Regions from separate parts of the Mus musculus genome. Here all the other regions are linked to region 1. Evidence: chromatin loops called from intact Hi-C (ENCODE). Cell type or tissue: left cerebral cortex. All regions are shown on one strand. Each heading gives the region's core, and the rest is flanking DNA. Links, peaks and the distances in the headings are about the cores only. Region 1 overlaps Gm32622 (a long non-coding RNA gene). Region 2 overlaps Gm32622 (a long non-coding RNA gene). Region 3 has its middle 4.6 kb from the start of Gm17751. Region 4 has its middle 11 kb from the start of Gm32622. Region 5 holds the start of Mir6343 (microRNA 6343). Region 6 overlaps Gm32622 (a long non-coding RNA gene). Region 7 has its middle 5.0 kb from the start of Gm32622.

Region 1 (4,442 bases), core at 225-4,224:
CATGCATACATTGCTATCATGCATTTCAATGTATATATATATATATATATATACATATATATATATATATATATATATGTTTTGAGTCTATGCAACTCACCCCATCTGGCTTATTCTGTGGGCCCTATGCCTTTAATGATGATTCTTTAACCTCTGCCAAAGACACCCAGGGGACAGGAGAGCCCAGAAGGAGGGCTTGGTGAGAGAAGGGTGGAAAGTAAACTCCCTGGGAGATAAAACTCATGCAGCACACAGGGGTGCTTTGTTCCATTAATTTTTATAGGGAGAGGCACGCCCCCCACTGCTTTATCCTGCCTCTCCCTCAGGCACTAAGCCAACTGTGTGTTCTCATACTGACATCTCTGCAAATAGCTGGGGAAGGAAGAGGCAAGCTTGAGATACGTGCATCAGTATGGAGGCCGCGGCCTGAAACCCTTGCCTTGCTCCGGTTGGTTCTAGGTCTCTTGCTATCGAGTTAGGACCTCCTTGATTTTATTTTGAATCTGACTAAACAGCTAAAGTCTGATATGCAGAGGACAGAAGAAGCCATTGGAAGCGAATATCTGCCTTTCTTTCTTAGTGAACACCAAGTGTCCCAGGGGCAGGGCACTGCGCCATTTGGAGAGGAGAGTGGTGGTGGTGGACGAGTTACCCTGATAGCACCTGAGATGCCTAAATAATTTCTAAATAGCATAGGGCAGAGACCACTGCCTCCTCCACTGCATATAAACGAGTCCTCAAAAGATCATGGTCGTAGAATTCAATCATGTTTTCCTGGAGCCACGTGACCCCTTTCCTCTGGTACCTCACACTCTCTGGTGGCTTGCTCATTTCTTATGTCGGGGACTCAAGGGTTGATTTGTATCCCTAGGGACTTGCACTCCAGCTAAGATGGAGTAGTGCCTTCCACGCTTGCCAGACACCTCAGTTCTTCCCGGCAAGACATCTGACCCCATTTCCTAGTCTTCCCCTGGCTTGTTCTATTCCTGTCAACATGATTGCCTCTTGTGGATGTTTGAATACTATAACATTTGGTTAGATGGTCCATGTCTGGAAATTCCTTCCCCAGGGAGCTCAGAAACAACCCACTCAGCATCTCTGTCTAAATTTCACTTCTCATCCACGATGCCAGTGCCAAGCTATAACTGCCCTTGCCCTGTTACACATATGTGACTGGATGTCCTTTGCTTGCTCCACCCCCACACCATCTATTGGCTTCCAGGACACTGTAATTTATTTCTCCGTCTCGTCTTCCTGTTTGTTCACTGTTTACATACACCTACTCCTCTGTCATTGGTAAAGTAAGCCCTCCTCAGGCCGTCATCTGATCTGCTTTCTTCACTGACGTGACCTGAGTACTCACAGGCGGTTCACATTAGCTATTTGTTGATGTTTGTTGGACAGTGTTTCATGAAGAAATTGCTTGGAGTTCTTGTCATATGTTTGCATGTCAGCCAAAGGCAACTTCCAGCGAAGTAAGAACTGAGTGGAAAGGTGAATTCCACAAATTTACCTCAGGAGCCTTATTCCTGGACCATTCACTTGGCCTGCTAATAATCCTGACCCTCGTGAGACACAACAAGAAAGTGAGTCCTGGCCATTGCCTGCTGTTCTATAGAAGCCACATGACTTGTACTTGGGCTTCATGGAGGCTTTAAGTGAGCAGAGCATCTTTGGAAGGCCCAGGGATGTTTTGAAAGTTCTGCAACTGGTAAATGATATAGAGGAATCTCTCACCATGAATCCTGATAGCCAGTCTTTTCCTTCTTCATCCAAGCTAGTTTTGGGACCCACAAGAGGAAGGTCAAGGCAGAATGGCTGGGATGACATCCAGAAACAGGGACCACAGGGATTCCAGGTTTACCATATGTTAAGGTGACCATGAGGCTTACCCAACCATGATGGAGGATTTTGCTGTCTGTGTGTGTGATTTCAGAATGAGCAAGGTGGTGCTGTTGCTAGAGATTTTGTTATTTTTCATTTAATGGTTTTGTTGCATATGTAAGTAGCGTCGGTTTACATGGAGAGCACTGGTTAGAATAATAGCACGGACTGTAGGTACTACTGCTTACAGCCTGTCTGGTTTGCTGGGCCATTTGTGTATGCATGTGTGTTGGGGGTGGTGCTCTTTAGCAGAGTGATTCTCTCTTTTGAGAAAATGTCTCCCTTTGTAGCCAAGGGTAGCTTTAACCCCTGGTCCATCTGCCTCAGCTTCCTGAGTTTTGTGACAAGCACGTGCCATACTCTGCTTCAGAGTAGGAATTCTTAGCAGGAGATAATGGCAGCCATCATGGGAACTTGGAAGGATGTTCAGCTGGCATCTTACAGGTAGAAAGCAGAGTGCTGCCAAACATCTATAGTGCACAGAACATCCCCATAGCAAATCACGATCTTGTCCAAATATTGGGGTGCTGAAGAAGGCTTGAGAAGCCTTGCCCCCCAAGAATGGCAGGAATGAATGACTGTTTCTGTCTTCCTTTTCTCCTTGTTTTTCTGAATCCTGCCTCCCCTCCCAGCTAGAGGGAGTAGAAAGAGGACTGGAAGTCTCTCTTTAGAATGTTTCTTAGGAATTAATTGGCAGAGGGAACAAGGAGTTCCAACCTCCCACGTCCGTCAGCTCACCACCTGCTGCAGCATCAATTATGTCTCGGCCCACGCCACGCCCGAAGGTTGGAGAGCTGCCGTGTGGTACTGTCGGTACTGTGGGGCTGCAGCCTTTAGACACCTTCCATGAGGCAGGCAGGGATGAGTGGTGAGCAACAAGAGGGGAGGCCGGTACTCCGTGTTGTCAGCAGCCGAGGAGCCCAGGGCGTCATGTAACCCAAATGAACTCCGGGTTTAATCTCTGCCTCTGACAGCTCCCTGGAATCGCAAGAATGCCTGAGGATATTTGTTCTAGCTCTTCCATTCAGTACTGAAATACTTTCCAAATGAAGAATAATGCTGTCAGCTACTACTCTGAGAATTAGCATATGCCTGCCGTTTGTTTCTTTCACCAATGGAGCCAGTTACAACCTCCCTTATACATAGTGTAGCGTTTCCCAGTTCTCAGAGAACAGGAACAGAAATGATCTCACATGCAACGGTTTTCACTGAATATTACATCTGAAAAAGAAGAACTTACTTTAAAGGGATTTTCTTTTTCCTGCGGTATTGGTCAGCAGAGGGGGAAGGAAAGACTCTTAAAACAATTGAGATTTCCATTTCCCAAACGCCAGAATGGTTAATGGATGGCCAGAACATTGGAGCCCTGGGGTAGCAGAGCCCTAGCTGTGTGCACAGCACTTTTTGCGTTGTCTTCTTTGTTAGTCCGGGATGAGCTAGTCGGATGGAGGTTCCCCTTGTTTAGATAACTTACTTTGCCGAATTCTAAATGTAAAGAATGGTCTCTTCTGCCGTGCCTTTGTTTAAAGGACTTTGCTGTTTGGCTTTCCTTTTAGTGTCCAAGACCCTACAATTTAGATGCCACAGCAGGTTCCTTTTTCAGGGGAAGTCCTTAAATTCTGGTGTCCCTTGAGGTTCCCTTTGAGTTTTCCACCTTTCCCATGTGCACATTTTCCATAGGTGGCTTCAGCTCTGCCCTGGAATCAGTTGCTGTTCAGCTCCTGTCTGTGTCTTTTTGATGGTGGTGGTGGTGGTGATGATGATGGTGATGATGGTGATGATGGTGATGATGATGAATGGCAAATCTATCCTCAGCCCGATGGATGTTTCAGTGTAGAGTGAGTCTAGGCTTGGATGGTGGGAAAAGCAAGACTGAGGGTGAATGTTGACTATTGTCCTTTTAGGTTGGATGTCTCCTTTGGTAAGAGTCCGATTTCATGTCCCAGATCCTGAGTTCTGTCAAGCTCTGCACTCTCTCAAGATTTACCACAGTGCCCAGCAACAGCAAACACCAAGAGGAAGGAGACTTCAGAGATGCTGAGTTTCTGTGAAATGCCTCCAGTACAACCTGACAATGGCTCCAACTATCACCTATAGTTGATCAACATCCAGCCAGGGGACCCTCAGTCTTCGTTGTACAGTAGAATAATCTAGAAGCTTTTTATAGACAGAGGTTAAGGCCTCCTTCCAGACTTCCTGAACCAAGACAATCAGGATGATGTAGGAAGATGTGCCAGCCTTTTTGTTGTTTGTCTGTCTGAAAGACCAATAGCTTGTAAGTAACCGACCAGTTGACTTGTTTCTTGATGAGAGTCCATCTTTAGCATTCAGTAGGAAAATAGGTCATTCCTACCGTCGGTCACTAGTTTAATACCATGGTCACAATGGCAAGTGACTGCTGTGTGACCAGGGCAATCATTTCTACCCACAACTTCAATCCAAATCCATATTTATTTTTGATAGATATCAAAGTGTATGTGTGTGTTTATATGTGTAAATAGTACATTTTTGCTGATCTAATTGTATGTGCGTGTGTCTTAGATACTGACTTAATTCAT
Region 2 (4,442 bases), core at 126-4,125, 78 kb before region 1:
CAAAGGGTGAGTCCATGATCATTATGCCAGGGATCACAGAAGCAGGCAGGCATGGCTTTGGAGCCATAGCTGAGAGCTTACATCTTATCTGCATAAGACAGAGAGAGCTAACTGGGAATGGCATGGGCTTTGAAACCTCAAAGCCTGTCCTCACTGACATACTTTCAATAATGTCACATCTCCCATTCCTTCCCAAACAGTTCCTAAACCATGGTCAGAATGTTCAGATGAGCCTCTGGGGTCATTCTCATGCAAATCACCATACCTAAGATATTGTTTTTCAAAGTGACACCAACACTTACAGTACATTTCTTGCTCTAATTGATGTTGTTATACTGTGATTTAACACGGTGTCTCCCTCACTTCCCCAAGTCCTACCCCTACCTCTGTGAAGACAAACTTTTTGAACAATTGCCCAGCTGGCTCCAAAGCTATTCTTTGATTCTGTTTTATCCTATGCTTTCTGTCTGATCATAGGTTAATCTCATTGTGAGACAGCATGCAATTAGCAAGACTTATTATGTTAATGAGCATACAAGTTATTATTTAATAATTGTTAGTGATAAAACACTTATGGGTTAATTGTTACAATTATTATTAAAATAACAAGTTGAAGGTTGAATTTATGTCTACAGCTTAATTAGAAAGAAATTTAAACAGAATTGTGAGCAAATGGCTGGTATACGGGGGTTATGGAATATTGTTCATGGATATGAAATTTAACAGTTATCCACCTGAACAAACACATATGGTACAAAGCATATTGTTTTTGGAGATAGGAGCTTACTCTATAGCTTGGGTTGGCCTTGAAATTGTGATCGCCATGCTCCTTCTGCCTTACTGATGGTGTACACCACGACAGAAGGCTATAAGAAAGGTTTTAATGCAAAGGCCTTATGCATCCTCTAAGCAAAGCAGGACTGCCAGTCTAATATTCCATTTTGAAACACACCAGTGGGTGCAGTATTGGACCTTATGACCAATTTAACTGTCAAGGTCTAGCAGTCAACATCCCAGAGTTGTGATCAGGTCAGATGACCTGCCTTCCTTTCCTGGTTACTAAAGAATTCTTGTTCTTAAGTAGTTCGTGAATGAGGCTTTAAAGATGATGGAAATGAATGTTTGTGGAGGTGTTGCTTCATATACATAAAGCACCCATGAGCTTTGGTATCTATGAGGATCAAATAGGTGATCCGGTGTGTGTGTGTGTGTGTGTGTGTGTGTGTGTGTGTGTGTGTGTGTGTGTGGCCATGCATATCTGCACACAGATACACATAGATCTGAGAACATATGCAGTTTGCAATCATTTAAAACTCTTTCTCTATAAATGATTTATATAAAATCTTGTACTAAAAACAGTGCATTGAAATTTATTTGTTAATGGAAAAGCAGAATATGAAGACATGTCTAGGTTTGAAGAAACAGGGTCGTAATCAATAAACCATGTCTTATTTATTTTTCATCTTCTTTATTATTTTAGAGTGTAGTCTTTTAGAAAAGCATGCACATTCTGCGTGAATAGTTTCCATCTCTGTGTTTAGTTTAGACTCTGGCTGATGTTGTGCACGTGAAGCTGATCTGCTTCAAGTCTTTCACTTCATAGATGATGAGACAGGTCCAAGAAGGGGAAGTTATTTGACAAAGTTGCCTAGGAGATGCGTAGGAAATATGGAGCTAGAAATTCAACCTGGGACTTCTTTTTAAACTCTTGATCTGTTCTTCACTTTCTAAGAGTGATCTAAAATGTCTTTCAAACTTAGACATGTCTTTATGCCTCATATGATCAGTAGCTTTCATTGTCAACTTGACACAGTCATTTGGTTAAAAAAAAAAAATCTCCATGAAGAATTTTCTGTATCAGTTTGACTTGGGAGTGTACCTGTAGGGAATTGTCTTGGTTACATTAGTTGATGTGGGAAGAGCCAGTCTACCATGAGTGGCACCATTCCCTGGGCTTAGGTCTTCGAGTGTGTTTAATGAGAGTAAGCTGAGCACTAGCAAGCCTGCGTGCTTTCATTTCTTTCTGCTTTTGACTGTAGCTGTGATGTGAAGAGTTGAATAGTTTCCATCTCTGTGTTTAGTTTAGACTCCAGCTGATGTTGTGGGTGTGGAGCAGGGGCTGATCTGCTTCAAGTCTTTCACTTCATAGATGAAGAGACAAGAAGGGGAAGTTATATGACAAAGCTGCCGAGGAGATGATGAGTAGGAAACATGGAGCTAGAGATTCAACCTGGGACTTCTTTTTAAACTCTTGAACTGAGAGTTTTTAAACTCTTAACTGTTTTAAATTCCTGCTGCCTTGGCTTCCCTGCTATAATAGGCTCTAAACTGCTATTGTGAGCTAAAGTAAATCTGCTCCCCCAGTCGTTTTTGTTAGAATGCGTTATCACGGCAACCGAAATGAAACTAGAACAAAAAATGCCATAAATAATATTGTTTCATATTTGCAATCATTTTATAAATATTTCTAGAAAACACACATATAGTCACATATGTACATACATACATACACAGACATACAGAGAGAGAGAAAGAGAGAGAGAGAGAGAGAGAGAGACTTAAAACAAGAAGAAAAGAAAGGAAATATCAATACCATATTGCAATAAATGAGCAGAGTTGAGATTCTAACCAAAGACTTGGGATTCATCACCTTGCCATGCAGGGAAATGACGAATACATATTGAAGGATGCTGACTAGGAACGATTCCTTGATCCCTTGAGTGCTTAGAGCTTCTAGGCCTGCTGATGTGTTCCCTGCTCATGGGGGGATCTTCTAGATCACTGAGGTGTGTCTTCCTACAAGATGGTGGCAGCTACTTAGTGGAGGCCAGGCAAGCCACAGCCCCATTAAGTGCTTCTTCATGTGACCTAGAAAATGTCTGTCTCAGCAGATGTCTGCTCAGGAGTGTGGGGGCAGCCTTTGTAAGCCCTTCTTTACCCCTGGCATCTGGGGATGCAGAGGATGGCTCCTTTTCAAAGGCAGAGGGAGGTACAAAAAACAAACAAACAAACAAACAAACAAAAAACCAGGCTAGGTCAGTGTTAAAAGCAGGTAGGTAGAAGATCAGAACTGAGAGTAACTTTGTCTTTATTGATTGACTTCACTTTCTGGAATGTTCTAAGTGCTCCCACAAGGCCTCTCCTTTGGAATAGTTTCCTTATTTTAAGAGGGAAGAAATCTGTTCATTGGTGGCTCCGTCTAGTCCTACAGATTTGCAAGTGGACATGGTTAAGAAGTGGAACAGCAGCTTTTGCCAAGGCAGGTTTTTCTCATCAGTTCAGTGGTCATGTAGGGAAGAGGACCAACTCCAGGACTCAGGTATGCTTAGAGGGGAAGAAGGAAGCCCAGCCCTGAATTATGAAATTCATCATCTGATCATAGGGGTGTGTGTGTGTGTGTGTGTGTGTGTGTGTGTGTGTGTGCTCAGTTAAAGCATTTGCTTATGCGTGGCTGTTACAAGGCAGTGCGGGAATCTTGAATTCAATTAGACTAGAACAATATTTTTTAAAAGGAGAAGACAGTTCCATCTTCAGGGTTGGGACAAAGAAAAGAAACATTTCCTTTGTTCTTTCATGATAGTTTGACATCTTTTAGATTATAGCCTGTGATTCCAGGAGTGTTGTTTCAATCCACCTAGCTTCCTGTCCATCTCAGATCTCAGGCGACAGCTGAAGGGGAAATGACCATACGTTCTAATGCAGCATTTCTACATGAGAAGCAACCAACCAGACAAACAACTCAATAAACCAACACTTAAAGACTCTAAACATCTCTATCAGTATCAAACAAGATCAATTTGTGGGAGTATGTGTTTGGAAATACATATTTTTCAAATTCAAAGGCAGTGCGTGTATTTATCTGGCAATTTATGGAATTATTAGCACACAGCTAAACATAGCTATACATAAAAAGGGAAGGGCCCACCTCTGTATCCCCAGTGGGCTTCCCCCTCAGGTCCTGTTCATGAGTGGCACTACTCTGGGTCTAACTCCCGCCAAGCTTATGGGTGACTAGAAGAGTGATCACATACAGCCCCTGTCTCTGGCCTTAAATGTTTCCCTGGGGGAAGTTCTAGATCACTGGCTCTCAACCTACCTAGTGCTGCTACCCTTTAATACAGTTCTTCATGTTGTGGTGACTCCAACCATCAAACTACTTCTGTTGCTACTTTACAACTGTACTTTTGTTACTGTTATGAATTATAATGTAAATACGTTTTTTTCTGATTGTCTTAGGTGACATCTGTGAAAGTGTTGTTTGGCTCCCACGAAAGGGACACAACCCACAGGTTGAGAACTGCTGTTCTTGATAGAACTATTTAACCACTGGTCTGAGCATGGGGGCTTGGAAGGGGGGTGTGAAAATCTAAACATTTGAATGAGAGTTGTGTGCTTAAAGTCAGGGGGAATACACGTGACTCTGGATCAAGAGTTGGTGATGA
Region 3 (4,442 bases), core at 186-4,185, 410 kb after region 1:
AACAAACAAAAACAAAAAAAAACAAAGGCATAAAAAAGAAATCCTATTTTATGTACATCTTTGAATTATATAGAAAGTGCATTTGAATGGTCCAATAAATCTATGCTTCTATGTAAGTTTCCATATACCTATATTGAGATAAAAACAAATGTGTATGCTGGGTCAGCCTCTTTAAAGACAATCTTGAAGTTCGTTGAAAAAGAAAACCACTTACTGGTAACATTTTCTTTTCTTGACAGTACTCGCTGAGTCAAGGAACCTAACCAACCATTTTAGCTGCTAGCTCTGAGTGGCAGGAGTCAGGCTTCTCTTAGCCCTGTTCACAGGGCTTCATTCTGTCTCTATCCTCCTGGAACAAAGGGTCAGGTCTGGAGATGTTTTGTATAAACCATCACAGGTCTCCAACCAGGAACAGAATCCACGTCATGTTCATATTCTAGACACTATGCCCTAGAGGCTAGTGTGCTCAGTTTCCAAGAAGAGTAGGCATGGCCTCTTTGTCATCAAAGCAGAGTTGTAGGAGCCACTGGGGCCACACTGGTTGGACACAAATCTGGCTGAGATTCTCAATGCTGGTTCCTCCACTTCCCACAATTTCCCTTTGGGCAGCCGTTTCTCACATTTTAAAGAGAGTATTTGGTAGTGAGGATGCCGACTACCTGAAGTTACATGAAAGTTGAATGCACTAAGGCATGTAAAATGCCTATGAGTGCCTGTCTTATGATCAGGATTCAGGACATAGTGTAGACTATTATTATTTTAATCTATTTATTCTCAAAATCATTGAAAATTGGCTTAATCTTTTTTATTCACATGTCCAGACTCTTTTACAATCTGCTCAAAGGATCCTTCAGACTATTCGCTGGTGAGTTGGGAAGATGTCCTTTTAGATTTTAAAGTAATTCTATGCTCTCTAACTTAATAAAAAATACTGATAGTGTGTAAATATAGGTTATACATTCTCCCCTACGTGTAGATTTCTGTGTCCAAAAGCTGACAGTTAGCCAGTTAAGATAATTCAAGAGACTGAGAAAAATTACTTCCTCAAGGTATTGACATACGTTGCCCATGGGGTAGTATTAATATTCTTGGAAAAATTAAAACTGATTTACCCAAAAAGCATGTTTTCATGATTCACCTATGGATATGTACATGCCTAGAGAAATATATGTTTTGTGTGTGTGTGTGTGTGTGTGTGTGTGTGTGTATACATGCTATTTCTTCTTCTTTTTTTAGTCAAATGCCACCATGCTGCATATGTTGTCTGCAAGTTGTGTTTCTATTCGGTGGTTTGTTTTTTGAGATTGATCCATGCCAGTTTGTGTAAACTTAATGCACTGCTTTTGACTGCTGAATACCACGCCAGCAAATAAATATGCTATATCTTATGTATTGGCAAGTCGTCCGGATTTCCAATTGTCTCTAAACTTAGGATGTTTCAAGAGGGGTGTCTGAGTCATGTAAGCACTTAGGCACCGCCTCAAAACTAGTTGTCTATCCATTGCTTTCAGCAAGTCCCTCATTCTCCAGTGGTGAGGTGTGTTTTCTTCCTTTGTCTCCCTGCAGACACCTGGCCAAGCGCCCTCAGCTCCCATCTCCTCCTTAGAGGATGGAATTCTCTTGAGGTCAACGCAGAGACCCCAGGCAAATGCTCAGAGGCATCAGGTGCCTTGGTCTGTCATTCATACCATGCCCAGCCACATCTGGTCCTGAGAGAAGGTGGGCTGAAGCGTTTCAGTTGCTCCTCTGGTCTCCAGCCTTACGGAGCTGCTATGAAATTAGACACCAGTGAATTGTTCAGGACATGTTTTGGACAAGTAAACTCAACCATAAAATTATAAATACTAGTCATCTGAAGCTCTGAATGGTTGAGAGCAATAGCTAATTAAGTAGATGGTGCAGTGCGTTTTACTTGCAGAATGCCTTGTTGGAGAGACAGAGGCTTCTAGGCTGGCATCAGGTCAGCACAGAATCTTCTTCTCGGGGGGAAAACAGATTTCATCTTGCAATCCACGATGCTCTGAAATTTCTAATTTGAGGCTCTGTGAAGAGATGCACAATCTGGTGCTTCATGCTCCATGGTTGGATCCACTCAGGCCCATCTGCTCACTGGGAAAGACTGGAGGATGCTTTCCTTTTGGTATTTTAATTTCAGGTGTAGGTGTTTCAAAAAAGGCAGCTACTAAAATGAGTCTTCTTGAGATATGTGATGTAAATGTTTAAGTCAAGCGACAGGATGGGTTTGGCTAGCAATTCATACCATCTAGTGCTCCCTGCAGGAAGCTCTGGTGGGCATAGGCATTTAAGACAGAGTGAACTTCAGGCCTGTCTTTCCCCAGGAGTCGAAGGTATAGAAGGCTGATGGAGCCTGTGGCCCTGGAGCGGTCAGTGAAATGAAGTTCTCCTTTGGGGTTTTCAGATCCATCTCTGACTTTTGCTTTTCAGATTTCTGTTGGTTATAGCTGTGAGAAAAGGTGCTTTTGTGCTTGGCTACTTGAAATCTCCTGGGAAGCATCCAGTTACCATCCAAGGCAAAAGTAAAGGTTGACTCTCTAGGGCTGTGGGGTTTTGTTGTGTTTTGTTTTTTTTTTTTTCTTGTAGTTTGTCAAAAGCTAAATTTTATATTTTTATCTTCGTATTTCCTGAAAAAGAATAGAACACTATTAGACTTATTTCTATCAAGGCAGCTGGTATGTGAGAGCATCAACCACCCTGCCTTCCCCAAATAATCAAGGGAACCAACCAACCAACCAACCAAACAAACAAACAAACAAACAAACAAAAAACAACTCCACCAAAACAAGCAAACAAGCAAGCAAGCAACAAACAATAAAAAACAAAAACATAATCAAAAGCAAAGCAAAACAAAACAAAAATGAAAGCTGAGCTAGATATGGTGGTGCACACCTTTAATTCCAGAACCTGGGAGGCAGAGGCAGGTGGATCTCTGTGAGTTTGAGGCCAGCCTGGTCTACAATGCTAGTTCCAGGACTACCAGGGTTGTTACACAGAGGACCTTCTGTAATAAGGTCACAACAAGAGAAACAAATGAAGAAAGAAAGAAAGAAAGAAAGAAAGAAAGAAAGAAAGAAAGAAAGAAAGAAAGAAAGAAAGAAAGAAAGAAAGAAAGGAAGAAAGAGAGAGAGAGAGAGAGAGAGAGAGAGAGAAAGCAAAAACGAGAGAAAAAGAAAAAGGAAAAGAAAAAGAAAAAAGAAAAAGAAAAGGCAAACAAGCAAGCACACTGGTTCAAATCCCAGCTCTGGTGCTTTCCTTTCCTGTGTCTGAACACGTTTCTTAAATAGTTCACCCTTGGCATTGTTTCTGCTACTGATACAGACAGCATTCTCTGCACTGATGGAGGGAATGGATGGTGGACAGTTGACACAGCCTGCTCTGAGCCATCTCTCCTTTGAGGTCAGCTCTGTTGAAGATTGTCATAACTATGCTGACACAGTTTAAAGCCTAGCACTGTAACACCTCCATCTAGAAGAGAATGATGCCTTGCTTACTGCATGGCAAAGGCTGATAGTTTTGTGAACTTACTTTGAGTATTTTTACCTCAAGATCGTGCCTCAGTTGCATCTCTCTGCTAGTTTCCTCTCTTCTAGAACACCAGGGTATTTGTATACTTGTCATCTTAACCAGACACTGGAATGGGGAAAGGGTTGTTTTATTTTGAAAAAAGGCCTCACTATGTTGCCCAGGCTGACCTTGAATTTGTGGACCTATAATCCTTTGTGCCTCAACCTCCCAAGTCCTGAAATTACAGATCTCTGTCACCAGGTATCACTAAGAGAAGATTAAATAAGTTAAAATAGACATCATTTGATGTTTAGAAGGGTATTTGAGTCTTTTTTTTTTATTTTGGCAGAGTTTGGAAGTGAAAACTATAAAACTGGGCTCTACAATACATTCATAAAATAAAAATGATGGATTTGGGGACAATCTATGCCCAGCTAGCTCTCAAAATGGCTAGATGCCTGGTAGGAATGCCAATGATACTGGAACAGTTACAACATAGCTAATTTTTTATAATGAAAAGAGAGGTCTGAGATCATTTTCTTTTGGATGTAAGATGTTTCTGTGTAGTATGACTTATTTAAATTTTCTTTTTGGTATATTTTGCTTATTGGTGTGTGTGTGTGTGTGTGTGTGTGTGTGGTATGTGGTGTGACCCTGCTACTCCTATGCTGTTACAAACTAGGCATTCCATAAATGGCTCAACAAGTCCACTTACACTTCTCCTCAGTGACTATATCTAGGCTTACAACTTCTATCTCTGCCATCTATGTGGCTCTGCAGTTCATTTACATAGACCACATTGTCCAGAAAAAGGCTGAACTCAGTCTTGCATTTCCAAGTGTCTGTTAGCAAGCCACTTTCTTTGTGTCACTGTCCCTGAGAGGTTAAAGTCATTGAGGTCCATGCTGAGATGCTGCAGT
Region 4 (4,442 bases), core at 125-4,124, 140 kb before region 1:
ACCTACGCTATGTAAGGTAGACCAATACATGCATGTGGTTAGCAAAGAACCCTTCATCACATGTCCTTTCACTTGCTTGCTTTACCAGAACATCCTCTCTCCTGTGTCTGCTTCAGCGAAACCTTCCTTCACAAGTCTGCCTTAGTCTTTCATCTGGGTACACTTCAGCTAAATGTTCCTTCATGTGTTTGCCCCAGCAAAACACCATCTAACTGACCTTCCAAAGAACCCACAAATTTCCACTTCAATAGAGTAAGCTTTAGGATAGCTAGGACTACACAGAGAAATCAACCAACCAATCAACCAACCAAAAAAAAAAAAAAAAAAAAAAAAAAAAAAAAAAAAAACCAAACAAACAAAACCCCAAGCCCAAAACAAAACAAAATAAAACAAAAACGAATAAAGGAAAAAAAAAAACCCAAACTCAACCAAGAACAAAAACAAAACCAACAAATAAACCCTACCCAAACAACAATACCCAAAGCAAACCCCAAACTAAAAACCAACCCCCCAAACCAAACCAAACCAAATCAAACCCATTGAGAACCAAGATGACAGGGAAACATGTCTCATCTACCTGGCAGCCTCTGTATGTGTTGCATCAAGGAATGATGGGAGGTGAGGCTTTACCTGAGTCATGCTGATTGCTGGGCTGAGGGCAAGGATGTGTAAGGATGTGCGACCCTTATACTTTCTTTTGGGTATTTCCCATTGTCATTACATTGTCCCCTGGTCCTCAGCTTCCTCTGGAATGTTTGATTCATAATTGTAGCTTGAAGCCTTTGCTGATGTCCTGACCTGCACTCAACCCCCTCAGACCTAAATCCAAGTGCCCCCCAACCCCAACCAGTTGAATGTCTGTCTGCTTCAATGAGGAAAGCTGCCAGGAACTGGCACATAAACCAATGTCTTGTCTTGACCCTAGCTCAAGCCTAGAATGATTAGCAAAAGATCATTAGAAATGGCTGCTTGTTCTCTGCAACATTTAGCATCATAGCCATGGCTTCCTTCCTGATGTAGAAAAGAAATGGAAATGAAACAACACTGTAGTTTTTCAGATGACTTCTTAGCTCTCCCATATAAACCCAGAAGCTCCAGGCTAGAATCCATAAAAGCAAAGAAACGCAGTGCAGGTTACAGGGGCTTCTGGGGTGTGTATCTCCTAATCTGATAATATTTCTAGCCGAATCTACTTCCATTTCTCACCTCTTAACTGACTTTTCAGCTTCTACCCCTACAATTCTTATTTCCCTCAGAAGCAACTCTGATCCTTTTAAGTTGTGAGTCTGAGTGTGTCAACCTTCTGCTCAGTGTCTGGGCCTCTAGTGGCTTCCCATTGTTCTTCTGAGAAGAGCTGAAGTCTTGACAGTGGTCTCTGATGACTGAGGGCAGGGGCTGGACAGCGACTATTTTGGCCTTTGCCGGCCTGGTGTCTGTGTGCTCATCTGCTGTAGCATGAGCAAAGCCATGGAGGATAAGGTAAGGCACAGCACGGCTATAACCCGGCACATTACCACAAAGGGCACGGGGTTGGATCTGGTCCATGCCTGGCAAGCTCCTGTCCCTTTTAGAGATTTGGCCTTAGATACCTCTCAACCCTCTTGCCTTCTGCTCTCGTGCTATGCTTCAGGCCCATGGGCCCCTGCAAATTCGTCACGCTCTCACTTGGGCCTTGAAACTGGCTGGGTTCAATCTAGAATATTCTTCCCCTACAACTTTGAGTGACACATTTTCTTATTTTCTTTGTTTCTGTTTGTGGATCTTTATCGAGAGCTCTCCCCACTCCCTAATCACTTCATCTGAAATAGCAAAACTTACTTTTGGCACGCCATCCTCTTTACCCTGCTTTCTTCTGCTTGGAGACTGTTGCTACCACCTGACATCACCACTCATGGAATGAATAAATGATTCTTTCGGGGAAAATATTACCAGGTGCCTCCTTCATGCCAAGCAGGGAGCCGAAATTCCAATAGAGAACAAAACATAGGCTTTGTTATCGTTGTACACGAGTGGAGCTTAAATAAACATAAACATGGGAGCCAGAGAGAAGTGCTCTGAGTAAAATTAGGCTGGCCAAGGGGGCAGGTTGTGGGGTTCTTTCTCTTCGTTTGCCTTCTGCCTGGCTTCATCTGAGTTAGAGAAAGCCGTCAATCCCTCCTCCCTTTGCTGCATAGTTAGAATCTAAGAAAAACTCAGTGCCGACAGGGGGCGCCACAGCTCTGCAAAGAGGTGAGAGCCAGACCCAGGCTGTCAGGCTTCTGAAAAGGGCAGGAAGGGAGCTGAAGGCTGCAGCCTAGGGACTGGGAAGTTGGAAGTTATGGGATGTAACAGGATCTGAACACTACAGCAGCCTCACCGCAAGTGTTTTCCATGGAGCGCTGCCTAAGCTACGGGGCCTTGCAGAACAATGCGCTTTTAAGTTAGATGCTTAATAAATCAGCCAGGCATGCATTATTATGCCGCAATAGAGCCCTTGTTGTGTCTTAATGCTCAATTAGCCAGTGCAGAATCTGGGTCGGGCTTTCTATCATCTTGGATGTGTGGCGGGAACTGGCCCAGGTCTCATTGCTCTACCCGGGAGTGGATGCTTTTGTATCTTAGCAAAGCCAGGCACTAAGGTTGAAGGGAAGTCACAGATTGGGAGAACTAGACCTTGACACCGACCTTCCTCAAAGTGGTTCAACTCCAGTTGATATAGATGGGAAAAAAATCAGTTCACAGAGAAGTTACTTGGCCCAAATCTTAAGATGAGTGAGATTCAAAGCCTCCTTTCTGATTACTGATTCTGGGTCATATATTAGCTTTCATCAGGCACATTTTCAGGACACCAACGATGCCTTTCCTATGCCTGTGACAGGTGCCATAGACAGTAACGCCTTCCCACTGTCTGATTCTAAGTTAACCACTAGCCAGAAGAAGCCTCATTTATTTGAACACAAATGGATAATCAATTAAGAAAGAGCCAAACAAAGAAACCCCGATTTTTATATTTTATGGACATCCCAAGGGTGAGGGTCCAGTGTCCCCATGGTACCAGATTAAAGACAAGAGTAAAACCTTACCCTTGTTGAACCCTGCCTGCTGCCTCCTGGGTGTTCCGGCATTCTCTGGAGTGGAGACAGGTAGGCACGGCAGCTGCAGAGCATCATAGCTTGAGGGTCTGCTTTCTGCCTTTTACATGTGATTTACATACATGGGCACAGTGCATGCTCCGTAGTCTCTTCTAGCTCATTCCCTCCTCAGAGGGTCAGAGTTGTGCTGAAGTCCCCCAAGACTGCAATTCCTGTTAGGTCTCCATAGTAAGAATGTGTTGACTTTAGTCCTAGTCTATTGACTGTCTGCAAGGCTGTTTACTAGTGCCAGGGGACGCAACCCATGTGACTGGAGAGACCCTGTGGCCCCTGTCAGGCACCCACATCAGTATTTGAAGTGGAACAGTCCTAGATAAGAAACACTAATCAAAACCATAATAAGACACTGCTACTCACCTGCAAGTAGGTTGGCTAAAATGATAAAAGTCTAACAATATTAACATTGGGCAAAGATGTGGGTCAAGTAAACTCATATGGAGTTGGTAAGAGTGTAGGTTGGCATGGTCACCAAAGAGGATCATTGCACAGGAGTATTTAGAGATAAATGCACCCACCTGCACAGTATTCAAGTTTTTATACTCCAAAGTCTTTCTTCAAGGGAAGCCCGTGCATTTGTTCAGCAAGATAAATGTTCCAGATTATTACTTCAGAATAGTAAAAATATTGGAAACTACCCAGGAGGATAAACAAACTATCCAAACGTGCGTGCAAACTGGATGTGCTCTTGCGGTGGACAATGAAAAAGAAAGACTGTAGTACGTATTGAATGACAGAGATAAACGTACAGATGCAACCTGAGGCAAGGGGGAGCTGACACGAGAATCTATACTATAGTGCTCTATATACATAAGAACAAGGACAGACAAGCTAGTCTGTAGTGATACAAACCAGACTCTGTTTACCCCCACAGAGGAGACTGGGTCAGGAAGGGACATGCAGGAGCCTGCTGGGGAGGCAGGAATGCCCTATTGATATGTGACGTCCAGCGAGTCTTCTAAAGTTTGGACACTTACAGTCTATTTGTCAGACCTACATGAAATCAAAGGAGAGCGAGGGGCTTGGGAGAGGAAATCTGCGGAGCCTTCTGGTACTATACCCTACCTCGGGCTTCCAGGACTTAGCCTCTGTTTTCAAACCCCTAACGAACACCACCTTGCAGTGTGGATGATGCTGTTTGGTGCCCAGACATCAGTTCTAGTACTTCCCCTGTCAGCTTAATGTTTCAACATGCCCCAAGCCTGTCGCCTGTCTCTGCTATTTGAATAATATATTCAGGTGTGTCCAGCTTCACACTAAGCTGAGGCTGACAGAATTTTGTCCATGGCCTTCAACCCAGTATGTCATACTTGT
Region 5 (4,442 bases), core at 296-4,295, 440 kb after region 1:
ACATTTTATCTTTCTAGATCCCAGCTTTCCACATTTGAGGAAGATTTTGAATCTGAAGATATGAAAACTGGGTGCTGTAAGGACAAAGATTATTATTTTTAAGTTATACTCTAAATCTAAGATACTTTTCATATTTTCCACAGCTCTACCGCTCCTCATTTCGCCCTTTATGCAATTGAAAATGAATCTGCTGCTGAGGTCTGTTAGGTTGGCATCACAGCTTCCAAAGATACACAGTAAAGATAAACAGAGAAGTAAAATTGAAAGGTCAGGTCATCCCGGGGAAGCTGAGAACTAACACAGTGCCAAGCAGTCTCCTCTTGCATGCTAGGATGGAGGTTCAGAAGCTGTTGGCTTTACTCTGCTTGTTGGGAGACTGGTATACACCCCAGTTTCCTAACATGGGCCTCCCTATCATTGGGGCCTCAATGCCTACCCCTGAATTGGCAAGCCACCTTCATCAGCTCTGGATTATAATTGGATTCCCAATTTATCAAATACCTTCACGTATAACATGGTCTCACTAGGCAACTTGGATTTTCCCTCTGCTACAACAGGGTAATGCAGGGTGAGCATGTACCAGGTCAGGAAAATATGTCTAATGAATGCTTCTACAGATGGATAGGGGCTCAGAGCAATCTGTCTTCACAGATATCCTGGTAAAATGGCACAATCAGGAGAGAAAACCAAACTGCTCCATAAAATAATGAGCTGCAGTATTAGTAAGACACACTGAACACTCTCTTGCTTCCCACATGGTCCATTTGATGCTGCCCTCTTAACATGAGCTTGGCACCATGATCTCCATCCATTTTTTTCAATGCATGATGGAATTGAGCAAGAGTGATGTTAAATTAGTTACCCACAACTTTTGAACATCAGAAAAATATCATCTGACTACAGACACAAAACAAAGGATGAGTTGGCTTGTGTCAGTCTGTGGCATGCTGAGCATTGTGCGGAGGCAGCTCTGCACCTGTGTGGGCCATAAGTAAGTGATATCATCAAGCCCCTGCACAGAGGAGATCTAGCTCCACAGCAGACAGTCAGTATTCTAGATTTCATGTTTTACATTTCTGTATTTTCTTTTTCATGGGGCAAAATATGTAAGAGTGATCATTTCAAGTTGGCTTCATACTGAAGAGGAGGGGTGGTAAAGGCTAATTATAGTGGTGGTAGAGTTCAAATGTACTGAGCAAAATGGATTATAACATACCTTGAAAATCCAATCAGTTTGTGTGTGTGTGTGTGTGTGTGTGTGTGTGTGTGTGTGTGTGTGTGTATGTGTGTGTGCGTGAGAGGTGCGGGGGGGGGGGAGCAGAAAATGGTGGTAGTCATGGTTCTGATAAAGAAATAGGAGATTTGGTATAGGTATTATCATGTTACAAGGACTATGAGGTTATTTAAGGAGAAAGTCTACTCAAAGGGGGGAAAAAAAGACCAAGTTGAATAAATAGCTTTCCTAGAATGTCTCAGAATTTTCCAGTTATATTCAGATAGCTATTTATTGCAGAAAAGTGGGGCAGCCTGGCATTATGTTCTCCACTTCTATGTAAAGTAGGAGCTGACTGACACTAAGACTTCATCCTAGCAGTTATTTTATGCTGTGGAAAATGATGTCAATGTGGCTTAAAGCAGATATGACTGAGTGTGATTTCATCCTCAGGGCAGCGACTGTTGAGACGTGGCTCGAGTGGGAAGTTGAACAAATTGAATATAGAACATAGTTTAACTCTCTAGTATTATTTCAAGCTTTACCTAAAAATAAGAGATTCATGAGAAGTCCCCTTAAGTATCTTCTTGCCAATCTCTTTTTCATCTCTGTAGGAATTATATTCTTAAGTTTAGAATAGAAAAACTCACCAGAAACCCTCCAGGTGGATTCCTTCTGCAATTGAGAGCTGTCATCACTCAACAGTAGGGGCGCCTCACACATGGAGTACAATGACAGTGTAGCAGCTTGGGCAAGGTAGGGAGTAAAGGCTGGTTGAAAAAACAAAGCAAGATGCAATACCACCATGATTATATTTAAAATGTTTGGAAGATAGTATTGGATCTTCTGGAACTGGAGTTACAATCAGTGTTTTATGAGGTGCCCTGAGGGTACTTGGGATCAAACCCTCATCTCTGTAAGCATAATAAGCACTTTTAATCTCTGACCCATCTCTGAAGCCCTAATGATGATGTTTCAAAATAAACATGTATTAGAAAATTCAGTGGAATTGTGGCCAAATATAGACATTACTAGAAACTGCTATACAATGGAAATCATACACTTGGTACAATGTCAGTATTATGGGTAATTTTGTCTTGGATTTATCTTTATATATTAATATTTTTATTTAAGCAATTATTCTGTAATTATTATTAAATAATTACAGCCTACAAGAGACTCTGTATACATGTAGTGAAATATATACTTAATATTTTCTACTTAAAGGAAAATCATGTCAAACTCTAGCCATTTAACACCAGAGCAAATGATGTCCAAAAGACAGGGCAATGTGGTTAGGTACACTTATGTGGTGGTTCAAATCTGAGTGGCCACTATAGACTCATATATTTGAAGGCCTGGTCATTGTAGAGTGGTACTATTTGAGAAGGATTAGGAGGTGTGGCCTTGATGGAAAAAGTGTGTCAGTGTGCTGACTTTGAAGTTTCAAGAGTTCACAACAGTCCAGTCTCTCCCTGCCTCCCTCCCTCCCTCCCTCCCTCCCTCCCTCCCTCCCTCCCTCCCTCCCTCCCTCTCTCTCTCTCTCTCTCTCTCTCTCTCTCTCTCTCTCTCTCTCTCTCTCTCTCTGCCTATGGATTAAGATGTATCTCTCAGCTACTGCTCCAGCACTATGAATATCACCATGCTCCCCGCCATGGTGATAATGGACTAAATCACCGAAACTGTAAACAAGCCCTTAGATAAATGCTTTCTTTGGTCATGATGTGTCTTCTCAGCAATAAAATAGTGACTAAGACAACTCATGTAGCATCAAGCAGGGTTTGAATTCCTTCTCCACTGAGATCTTTCTTTCTTTCTTTCTTTCTTTCTTTCTTTCTTTCTTTCTTTCTTTCTTTCTTTCTTCCTTCCTTCCTTCCTTCCTTCCTTCCTTCCTTCCTTCCTTCCCTTTTTCTTTTTCTTTTTCTCTTTCTTTTTCTTTTTCCTTTTCCTTTTCTTTTTCTTTTTCTTTTCATTTTTCTTTTTCTCTTTCTTTTTCTTTTTTCTTTTTTTGAGACAGGGCTTCTCTGTGTTCCTGGCTGTCCTGGAACTCACTCTGTAGACCAGGCTGGCCTTGAACTCAGAAATCTGCCTGCCTCTGCCTCCCAAGTGCTGTGATTAAAGGCATGCACCACCACTGCTCTCCACTGAGATTTCTATCTGCTGTCTTTCACCCTGGGCAATGATTGTCCTTCCTTATCAATATTTCATATTCAGATGACTCCTATAGTAGGTTGAATAATGGCCAAACAAATTTAAGCGACTCTAATCCTGGGACTCTAATTTGGAAATCTCAATAGATGTGGTTAAATAAGGATGTTGAGATAGCCTGGAAGTGTTTTCAAAGTGTGCTTATAATGAGAGGTAGAGAATGATTTAATACACATGTACTCCTGGGGGTAAGGAGGAGAGGGAACCAAAGACTACAGTGAAGAGATCCACAGCCAAGAATTGCCAAGCAATGGTGAAGTGCCAGAAGCCAAAAAGGGCAGGGGATGAATTCTATGCAGAGCCTCTTGACAGAGGGTAGTTGTGCTGACAATTTGATTTCTAGTATTTATTTTGTCTCTGGAGCAGTGCAAGAGTATATTTCTATGGTTATAAATCACCCAGCTAGTGCTAACTTGTTTGGGCTGTCCCAGAAAACAATGTCAGTTCTAAAATGTATTTTCCTGACCCCGATCTCCCCTGTCTTACCCTTTTCCCTCAAGATGCATCTTAGTTCACTCGTTATGTTCACTCTGGGTTACCTTCTCCTTCTGATCCTCAGGATCTGAATATTTACAAATTATGGTTGTGGTGACCAGCTTTGGATCCTCAACTGTTTTCCTTTGCAGGGACTACTATCCTAGGCTGGGTGTTTTTCTCACCCATGTCTCCACTTAGCTGTCTTCAGTGCCCTCCACTCCTATTGTCTAAGTTTTACCTTCATCCTCCAAACAGACTTGCTTATCTAAAATGACAAAGTGAAGCTATAGCTATGAGCTTGGAGATGCTTGCAGAGTCAAGTGCAATATCCTCAAACAGTGAGAGGATGAAAGCCTGGAGGTGTGATTGTCTGGCTCCACTCAGTGTCCTGCTGGTTTCTGGCTATGCCACTCTAGGCAAGCTACTCGTCCATGCCTCAATCCTGTTTCTGCAATTTGAGGACAGCAGTGGCACCTGCTGTGTAAAGGGACATCAGGATAAATGAACTACATTCAGGTTCAAGTCTTAGAACTCAAGAAATAAG
Region 6 (4,442 bases), core at 148-4,147, 70 kb before region 1:
TCTTCAGTCTGGCTGGGTTGTTTCTCATAGCCTAGAGATCATGAATAGTTTTTCTGGTTAACTAAAAAAGACTAACTTTTAACTCTCCCTAGCTGCTTGTTAACTGTCTCTTTATTCCTAAAATCTTTGTATGAGAGAAGAAATCATAAATCATAGCTCTTTAAGTCTATTAGCATTTCTACTGAAAGCACAAGTGGAATTTTGTCACATATAATTCTTGCCCACATTTCCCTTCCTGTAAGCTCACACACAGTGAAAGACTTGCAGACCGAATCTGCATATGCCTGAGTTTCACAGAGTCTTCATGCTGGACATCTGGGCTACCTCAATTAACGTTCAAAAGACGTCAATGTATAGAAGTCAAGGGCAGAGCTTTGGCAGATGTGTGCTGTGTAGGTGAAGACCGTCATCTCCTGTGAGAAGAAACTTTATGATTGGCAGGGACAATGTGACTATGTCAGCAGAGACTGTCCGTATTGGCTCTAATCGGGAGGAGAAATCGGGTGTGCTTCTGCTGGTGACCTCCTTCCTATGCCTACAGAGGTGTACATGGGACTTGGGGGCATTTGCTCTGTGATGAATTTCACTTAGACTTACCCAATGCCCTTGGACTAGACACAGCTGTACCTGTGTGAGGAGCACAGGACTTAGGACTCTGAAAGCATGGCAGAGATTAGAATGTAAAGGAGCAGCTCTTTGTCCTACCCTGGAGCATCTGTACCCCTGGAGAGTTGCTCCCTGTTACAGGTGGACTAGGACCCAGAGTCCTATCCAACTTTGTTCACAGCCACCGTTGTGGTCCTTTGTTCTCTCTATGGAGGTGATTATAAAATGATAGATATACTCATATACATATCAACATTACCCATAGCTTCCTTTATAGTTTTGAGAAAATATGGGCTTGGGATGTAGCTCAGTGGTAGAGCTCTTGCCTAGCATATATAGAACCTGAGTTTGATCTTTAGAATCCAAGACAAAAGCTAGACTGGGGGCCTCCAAATAGACTGGATTATATATGAATGTAACATTTGCTGGGCACTCACCTTCTGTGTGATATTATTCTAGGGATATGGCATCACATATACTAAAAATCTGAGTTTTCACCTCCATGGGTTCACAGTCTATTCCATAAACACATGTTTAAAGGTCTGTAAAGTAGATTAAAGAGAGGTGGGAGATTCTGAGGGCTGGTGAGATAGCTCAGTGGGTAAAGGGGCCTGAGGCCAAACCTGGCAATCTGGGTTCTATTTTTAGGACCCATATGGCCCTCTAACCTCCACACATATTCAGGCATGCACATGCCCATGCCCACTCCAAACACACACACACATACACACACAAATTTAATTTAAAAAGTTAAAAGTATTGATGCTGCCATTTTTCTTTTATTTTAACGATATTACTCACTGAGCTTTGCAATACACCCTTGGTCGTTATTAGAGTTTCTCTTTAATTAAAAGAAGAAAAAAGGAAAGAGAAAAGAAAACATTTGAAGCATGAGTCTGAGGTTCAGCTCTACTGTGTGTGGTTCTGATACCCAAACGGGAAACTCTCTGGAAATAGAAATTCTGCTTATAACAGGAAGCTGTCCTTAAGTGACAGTGTAGCCTCTGGGTAGGACAAGTCTCCCTACATCTTTTTAGTAAGTCAGTTTGTTTAGGCCTCACAGCAATGCTAGGAAGTATCATTTCAACTCCATCCTGCAAATGAGAAAACTGATGCCCAGGAAAGACTGACAACTGGTCCAAGGCCACACTAGTGAGAGAGTAGCCAGGACCCACACCCAGTGGCTAAGCTCCAGGATCTATGATTTTTACTATTCTCTATCCGCTGGCAGTCTTAGTGTGGGGTGGGGTGGGGTATCTGACAGGAAATATGTCAGTTATTCTGGAATTCCACCTTAGTTCAACTTAAATTTTCTTCCATCAGTGGCAAATAATGCCTACTGGATAGCCAGGAAATTTCCAAACTGGTGCTTTTTGTTTGTTTGTTTGTTTTAACATCTTTACACAACCCAGAGAGGTTCAGGAGCTGCACAATCGTGAGTTATTATGACTTGTTTATGGTAGTTGTTTGTTGGACTGGTGTGGTATGGATTTGTGGGACAGGGCATAGGGCACGCATTTCAACTGTTCACTCTTGCCCTACTCTGGAGCCAGGCTTTCACATAATAGGAAACACATTAGTCTGATTCTGTTTGCTAAAGCACAACACTCAATATAAGACAATGACTAAAGAAAAGAGGCTTAGTTGTCTCAAGCATCAAGAGGCCCAAGAACATGGCACTAACATTTACTTGATTCTTGCTGGTGCTGTCTAGTTACATCCTAGCATACCAGATAACATCATGGCGAGAACATGTGCAAGAGGAATGAATGACACGGGATTCAGGAAACTGGGAGCAGCAGATACCAGGTTTGCTTTATTTTGAGAAAAGTAGCCTAAGAGTTCATTCTCACAGGATCTAGCAAGACTCTTGAAAGAACACCAGTTCCACTTGAAGATGGTGCTCACAGTCAGCTCTTTACTTCTCATCATCCCCAACTCTCAAAGGCTCAACTACCTCTTTGTGTAACTATGCTGAGGATAAGTTTGCGCGATGTGAGTCATTGGGAGACACACTTAAACCATATCCCAGTCACAACAGGAACCAATAACCATTCACGTATGAAATGAATGAAATGCATACCACTGGGGGTCTGGGAATGAGGAATCCCTCTCCAGCCTCTTGTCTATCACACTCCCCAGTCCAGTACATTTTGACATTCCATTCGTTTTGAGGAGGACAGCAGCTCCTCATTAAGTAAATTAACCATTAAGTCAAGAACACGAATGTCAATATAGATACAGGCTGGTAATTTGCTGGCCAGTGCTCAAAGGACCCAAGGCCCTTGCATGTCATTTACACAGCAGGGGCCTGAGACATGGCAGAGAGGCTCTAGGCCAACACCCAGCTCACAGGATCTAACGCAATAGTCCCAAATGACATTTCTCTTCCACCTTGAGAAATGGATGTTCTTTGACTTCAAACTCTGAACATATCTGAGTGGTTAGGTCCCTTTTGACTCTTTTATTTCCATTTTAAAACAGGTTGTACTTTTTTTTTTTTACTTGTAGCTTAACCTAATGTTGCAGAGAGAGAGAGAGAGAGAGAGAGAGAGAGAGAGAGAGAGAGAGAGAGAGAGAGATATCTTTGATCATTTGTCATGGTGTGGAAAATCTGACAGTGGCTTCAATTAACAGATGAGAGCCCAGAGAGTTTCTCAGCCTGATCTTCCCCCAGTGCTTTCTCTAATTGAGTCAAGGAAAACAGGCTTAGCAGGGACCTTGGATGGCTGCCGAATGAAGCCATCGCTGTGTGAGCGAAGCTGAAATCTCTGCAGTGCTCAGAGATTTTTTCCCCATGCTGTTCTCGCAGGCTGCTGAAGCATAGCAGTCCAAGGCTGATGGCATTACTGAGATGTGGTAGGGAAAGCACCGGCTGGAACCCCGGAGGTGGAAGCTTCAGCCGGCTCTTGCCTTTGAAGGCTTGGACCGGCTTCTTCCCTTCAGATTTTACTTTCTTCATCTGCGCATGTGTGAACCAAAGTCTCTTTCAGTTCCTGGCAATTCTGCCATGAAAAAAAGAATAAAGGTGCCCGAAGGGGACAGGGTTGGAGAATCCTTGCTTAAGGTACACGTAGCTGGTATTCTAGGGATAGAATTTTTCAAGTCTTTGGTACATAAGGAGGCAGGGTGGTTAGAGAGGACTATGGAGAGCAAGATGGTCTTTGGAAACACTTCTGAGTCTCTTCACCAGCCTCTCCCTCTGGTTCCTCTCCATCCCAGCTAAAGACATCCCCTCTGAAGGTGAAGGCAGAATTGTATTATCAATGCTGGATCAGAGAGCAACAAAGACTTTGTTTTGACCCTGACTGTGTCTCTCTAGTGCTGCACAGCCTAATACCTTGTCTCAGGTGGGCACTCCACTAATATCTGTTGAACTTATGATGCTATACATGCTTAAAATGGCTAATAGGTTCCTTTAAATATTTGATTATTATTTTATTTATATGGATGCTTGGTCCCATGCATGTGTATCATTTTCATGAAGGTAAAACAGGAGTTACAGATTACTCTGAGCTGCCATGTAGGTGCCAGGAATCAAACCCAGACCCTCCTGAAGAACAATCAGTGCTTTTAACTCTCCATCTCTACAGCTTCCAGCAATAGATTTTTAATTACTAATGTAATATGTAATGCTTGAGCTGAACATGGTGGCTTACATCTATAATCCTAGCACCCAGAAGGATGAGACAGGAGAATTGCTGCAAGTGTGAGGCCAACATGGTCTTTGTAGCGAGTTCCAGACTTCTAGAGCTATTACACACACACACACACACCCCACACACACTATGCCCTAATGGTTTTGTTTCTAAATGCCTTTGTGGCTTTGTCTCAGT
Region 7 (4,442 bases), core at 258-4,257, 140 kb before region 1:
CCTCCTTTTTCTCCTCTTCCATCTCCTCCTCCCCCCCATTCTCCTCCTCCTTCCTTGTCTTCTTCCTCCTCCCTCCTCTTCCCCCTCCTCCCCTCTTCCTCCTCCCTTCTCTTTCTCCTCCCTCCTTTTTCTCCTCTTCCTTCTCTTCATCCTCCCCCTCCTTTCTCCTCCTCTTCTTCCTCTTCCCTCTTCTTTCTCCCCCTCTTCCTCCTTCTCCTCCTCATTACTTATTTTTGGCTGGCTCTCTCTCATTGAACCCTAGAATTCATTGGTTTGGCCAGGCCGAGCAGCCACCAAGCCCCAGTGATGCCCCTATCCCTGCTTCCCCAGCACTGGGTTAAAGGCTCCACTGTATCTGGCTTTTTATGCAATTGCTGAGAATCTGAACCCAAGTCTGCTTGCTTGGACAGCTAACTAAACCATCTCCTCACCCTGCCCTGTTGTTATCTTAAGTCCTGCCAGGGTAGGACCTCTTCTCAAAGCATGACTGTGGGCCTACTGGATACCACCTCCCAAAGTGTGACTGTGAGCCTACTGGATACCAGCTGTAAAGGGCAAAACAAAGCCAGGCCCATGCCCTGTAGAAGTCACTGGGAAAAAGGAATATTTGCTTGAGTCACTCTCTGGTCAAAAAAGGGACAGAGGTGAGCTAAGTATGATATCTCAGGCAAAAGGACCCTGGGGATGATGTCGCTTTGAGGGTAGGAAGAGTAGATTACATAAGGAGATCCTGATATAAGTGTGCAACCCCCATACATAAACACACACTCACACACAGACAGACAGACTGACACACACACACACACACAGAGACAGAGACAGAGAGACAGAGAGAGAAACAGAGACAGAGACATAGATAGACAGAGAGACAGACAGACAGAGAGACTCAGAAGCACTAACGACTCAGGGAGAGGTGAATCCTCAGGCCCCCCTGATAGACAGTGCGTGGAGCTAGTATGCCCCAGTAGCTCTAGGGCTGTCTTAAAAAGAAGAGTCTCAGATGTGTGTGCATGGAAACCAAAGGTGCACTCCTACCTCTGGAGATGTGAAACACGAATACACTCCCCTATTCAAGGCAATTTCAAAAGACAAAGCCAAGCAAGATGCTGTGCCAGCCTAGTGGTCCTTGAGCCTTCCCTATTCTGGAGAGCAGCAAGGAGTGAAGGGCCCTTGAGCTCTTCATGCTAGTTAGACTCATTACGGTAAAGAATGGGGAAGGGCTAAAGGGTCAGGTACACTACTTATAGACGCTACCATTATAGAGATAACTCCGGGAGATGCTGTGCTCCTAAGATGCCAGACCCACTGAATTATGACCACGGTGTGGTTCCAGAACCTTTCATACCCTGCGAGGCAGACAGGACTTCTCAAAGCACACAGTCTCTAGTGCGTTAATTTACTCTGCTTTTCCAGTTGGCCTGTGTGACATTAACTGTGCGGGTTCACAGCTGAGGGAGGGCATGCACGGAGCCTGTGTCCGTTTCCCACCTTTTAAACTGTTCTCTCCTTACTCAAAGTTCTAGAAGAATTCTTCCTCTTCGTCTTTGTTCAAAAAGTTGTGGCGTCGAGACACCTGACCCAACTTCAGGCTTAACCACCTGCTGACTGTTAAAATTCTTTAAGTTCTCTGGACCTCCGTCGGTCTCCACATTGGCAGTTAGAAAGGAGTATGGCTGGGTTACAACGCTGGTCCTTGCTTGGGAGTCACGCCCTAACATAGCTCCGGGTTATGGGACTCATGTTTCTTTGTTCATTAGGAACAAAGAACAGGACTTGAAAATTTAAAAGTTGTTACCATAGTTTAACATCAATACCTTCATTTTTCAGGCAACATTTTTCTTTAAGAGGAAGGAGCTAGCTGGAAGGAGGCCTGCTTTTCTCTCTCTCTCTCTCTCTCTCTCTCTCTCTCTCTCTCTCTCTCTCTCTTTTTAAACATTAAAGCTCCTGTCTTTGGGGAAGAAGAGGTTGCTGTGTGTGTGTGTGTGTGTGTGTGTGTGTGTGTGTGTGTGTGTTTGAATGTTTTAAATCAAAGCCTGCCGAGGGACAGAGAGCTCTAGGTTTCAATAAGCACCCTTCCTGCAGTCATCTTAAGACTTTCGCTTAGGAGGGTAATGCAATCTTCAGAAACCCTAGGAGACATACCAGAAAATAGTCATACACTTCAGTGGAATTTTCCTAAACGACCCCCCTCTCTATTTCCCCCTCAGGAGGGTCTCCTCTGCAGATTCCAAAGATATCTGCAGCCTCATTGGTCCACTGGGGAGATGGAGAGCCTTCCATGCAGACCTCCCCATCCGCATTCAGGCCAGCTGTTGACCACCCTGACTCCTGGAGCCTGTGTTACCAGCATGCACGAGGGTGGCTGTGGAGTGGCGAAGGCTTCTATTGGAAGCCCAGGGGTCCCTGGCCGAGTCTGGTTCCCTGACACATCTTCCCCCAGAGCCACTTTAGGAAAAGTGTCAGTATGAAGACAGTATTCTGGGACAATGTATGCAGACTTCTTTTAGGTATGGAAATGGGAGCCTGGGGTTTTCAGGGTTCATTCTGATGCTGTAAGATCTGCACATGCAAGCCCCAACACACCACACATAACTTCTTGTGAGGGAAATGGGTAGGGCTTCTTCCCTTTTATAGGGTTTCTTAAGATGCTGCCAAGATTCATTCCAAGCTATTTAAAGATTAAGAAATGCATTTTTGAGAACTTGATTCGATGTAATTTCAGGAAAAGACAAATACATCTAGAGAAGACAATGCAAAAAAAAAAATCCTCAAAGACCCAGTTGAAAGGACGAGTTGATGTTTAATTAAAAGCAGTGGGCACGGATGGATTCTGCACATTTTTGGGGATCAGGTTACCTGGAAAGAAAGGAAAATTGTGGATGGGTATAATATAAACAAAAAGGGAGTTCAAATGAGGACTTTGAGAAATTAAAATCAAAAGGGACTCTTCAAAAAGAGTGTCCATCTTGGGTATTAACCTCCCAACATTGAAATGAAAACAATGCTGAAAAGCTTAAAAAAAAAAGCAACCCACATTTGGGCATGCTTCAGATCTCTTGGCTTCCAGCTTTCTGTGGGAAGTTAGGTTTCCCATCCTTTGCTTGATGGGCCTTACATTTATTCTCTAAGTGCATCTAGGATTTCTTCCCTGCTCTCCAAACCACACTGACTTGAAAGAAGAGGATGCTTGTGAGGTGCTCTCAGGTTCTGAGTGAAGTTTAATGATTAAAACCGACTAGGCAGTAACTAGGAGACCATGGTTCTTGCATAGTGGGTCTCTTGGGGGGGGGGGGAATTGTTTTGTTTTCCTGACATTCTTTTCTTTCCTTATAGGATGAGATCTTTCTCAAGGCCATCCAAAGGCCACCAGTCAGTGAGCTGTCACCTCACACAGTCCCAGAGTTTAACATCCCAGAGTTGGTAGTTGGTCCCTAATGGTAGATTCTAGATCCTTCTTCAGAGGCAGAAACTTCAGCATCAGGAGGAGGGAAGACAAGGAGACAAGGGTGATCTTAACCTAAAGTCCAAGAAGCTGAAGACGCTGCTCTACCAGTACCTTGAAATAGGATCGCCATGAGTGCTTGAAAAGTGTCTAGTGTGGCTGAAAGATTATAATTTTAATTTTAATTTTATTGAATTCCATTTGATTTTGATTTATATAGCCACAGACAGACAATGGCTACCAGAGTCAAATGATGTATTTTGTGTGTTGCTATAACAAAATACCTGAGGCTGGGTATTTTAAGAATAGAGACTTATTTGGTACATGTTTCTGATGTTTGGGCAGTTCAAAAAGCATGGTCCTGGCAGCTGGAGTAGACCCCTGGCTTCGTGTCACACAGTCTGGTTGGTAAATGGCTATATATAGATGGAGCACATGCGAGCAGAAACGAGAGAAGTAGCTAAGTAGCTAACAGGGTGAACTGCCTTTGCAACAAACTGACTTTGCTTTACCCCATCCAGGCTGGTTAGACCTAACCATCCAAGGATGGTACCCTAGTGATAGAATCATCTCCCATGAGGCTTTGCCTCTCGAAGGTTCTCCTTCTGGTTCAAGGACCTTTGGCAGACAAACCACAAGAAAACCAAAGCAGATGGCTGTGGGGATGTCTTTATGTTTTAATGTCTTACGATTCCACTCATACTCAGTTGCTATGGTTGCTAACAGTCACCAACCCCTTTCACTCTCCCCAATGTTTTTCAGGGCCTGGCTTATCCAAGCTCACTCCTAACTCCTAAAGAAACAAAGATGAGTAAAGTACAGCCCTTGTTTCTCTAGAGCTCCCTGTCTTGTGGGAGAGACTCATGGATTTCTAGAAATGCTAGCTGTTAAAGCTGGGACTCCTGGGAAAGTAAGCGGAGCCGTTTGTCAATAATCATTTTGCAGGGCCCCTTAACATTCTCCGCACAGGGATGCACTGTCAGGCAGTTTGCTCCACGTT

Evidence for each region. Hi-C counts contacts between places; a loop is a spot of excess contacts. Peaks named below come from ENCODE experiments on the same cell type or tissue, not always from the same donor. Only the 100,000 strongest peaks of a DNase experiment are listed, where the experiment ranks them.
Region 2: it touches region 1 in a loop (2.9-fold over the local background); 3 of 42 quality-filtered maps call a loop at or near these places.
Region 3: a loop joins it to region 1, with 19 times the contacts of the local background. A loop is called at or near these places in 2 of 42 quality-filtered maps.
Region 4: a loop joins it to region 1, with 3 times the contacts of the local background. A loop is called at or near these places in 4 of 42 quality-filtered maps.
Region 5: it touches region 1 in a loop (9-fold over the local background); 2 of 42 quality-filtered maps call a loop at or near these places.
Region 6: it touches region 1 in a loop (5-fold over the local background); 3 of 42 quality-filtered maps call a loop at or near these places.
Region 7: a loop joins it to region 1, with 6 times the contacts of the local background. A loop is called at or near these places in 4 of 42 quality-filtered maps.

Annotation. Positions count from the first base shown.
Region 1 is chr1:76,068,279-76,072,720 of GRCm38, forward strand. All of the region lies in intron 5 of Gm32622 (a long non-coding RNA gene), which reads left to right. Among named protein-coding and RNA genes, the nearest start is that of Gm32737, 24 kb to the right of the region's middle. In left cerebral cortex, for the core only: a CTCF peak has its summit at 2,509; DNase peaks (open chromatin) are centred at 368, 963 and 2,654; H3K27ac peaks cover 2,327 bases.
Region 2 is chr1:75,990,162-75,994,603 of GRCm38, forward strand. The region is part of intron 3 of Gm32622 (a long non-coding RNA gene); the gene reads left to right. Among named protein-coding and RNA genes, the nearest start is that of Gm29065, 27 kb to the right of the region's middle. In left cerebral cortex, for the core only: no CTCF peak of the experiment used is centred there; a DNase peak (open chromatin) is centred at 2,095.
Region 3 is chr1:76,482,299-76,486,740 of GRCm38, forward strand. No RefSeq gene overlaps it. Among named protein-coding and RNA genes, the nearest start is that of Gm17751, 4.6 kb to the right of the region's middle. In left cerebral cortex, for the core only: a CTCF peak has its summit at 2,266; DNase peaks (open chromatin) are centred at 1,558 and 2,107; H3K27ac peaks cover 1,291 bases.
Region 4 is chr1:75,923,716-75,928,157 of GRCm38, forward strand. No RefSeq gene overlaps it. Among named protein-coding and RNA genes, the nearest start is that of Gm32622, 11 kb to the right of the region's middle. In left cerebral cortex, for the core only: a CTCF peak has its summit at 2,217 (motif pointing right); DNase peaks (open chromatin) are centred at 1,574, 1,866 and 2,206; H3K4me3 peaks cover 210 bases; H3K27ac peaks cover 377 bases.
Region 5 is chr1:76,508,069-76,512,510 of GRCm38, forward strand. Mir6343 (microRNA 6343) reads left to right here and starts at 1,492; the gene lies at 1,492-1,575. In left cerebral cortex, for the core only: a CTCF peak has its summit at 1,888; DNase peaks (open chromatin) are centred at 966, 1,617 and 4,248; H3K27ac peaks cover 432 bases.
Region 6 is chr1:75,997,948-76,002,389 of GRCm38, forward strand. All of the region lies in intron 4 of Gm32622 (a long non-coding RNA gene), which reads left to right. Among named protein-coding and RNA genes, the nearest start is that of Gm29065, 19 kb to the right of the region's middle. In left cerebral cortex, for the core only: no CTCF peak of the experiment used is centred there; DNase peaks (open chromatin) are centred at 307, 1,670 and 3,492; H3K27ac peaks cover 218 bases.
Region 7 is chr1:75,929,463-75,933,904 of GRCm38, forward strand. No RefSeq gene overlaps it. Among named protein-coding and RNA genes, the nearest start is that of Gm32622, 5.0 kb to the right of the region's middle. In left cerebral cortex, for the core only: no CTCF peak of the experiment used is centred there; DNase peaks (open chromatin) are centred at 2,535, 3,070 and 4,201; H3K27ac peaks cover 1,374 bases.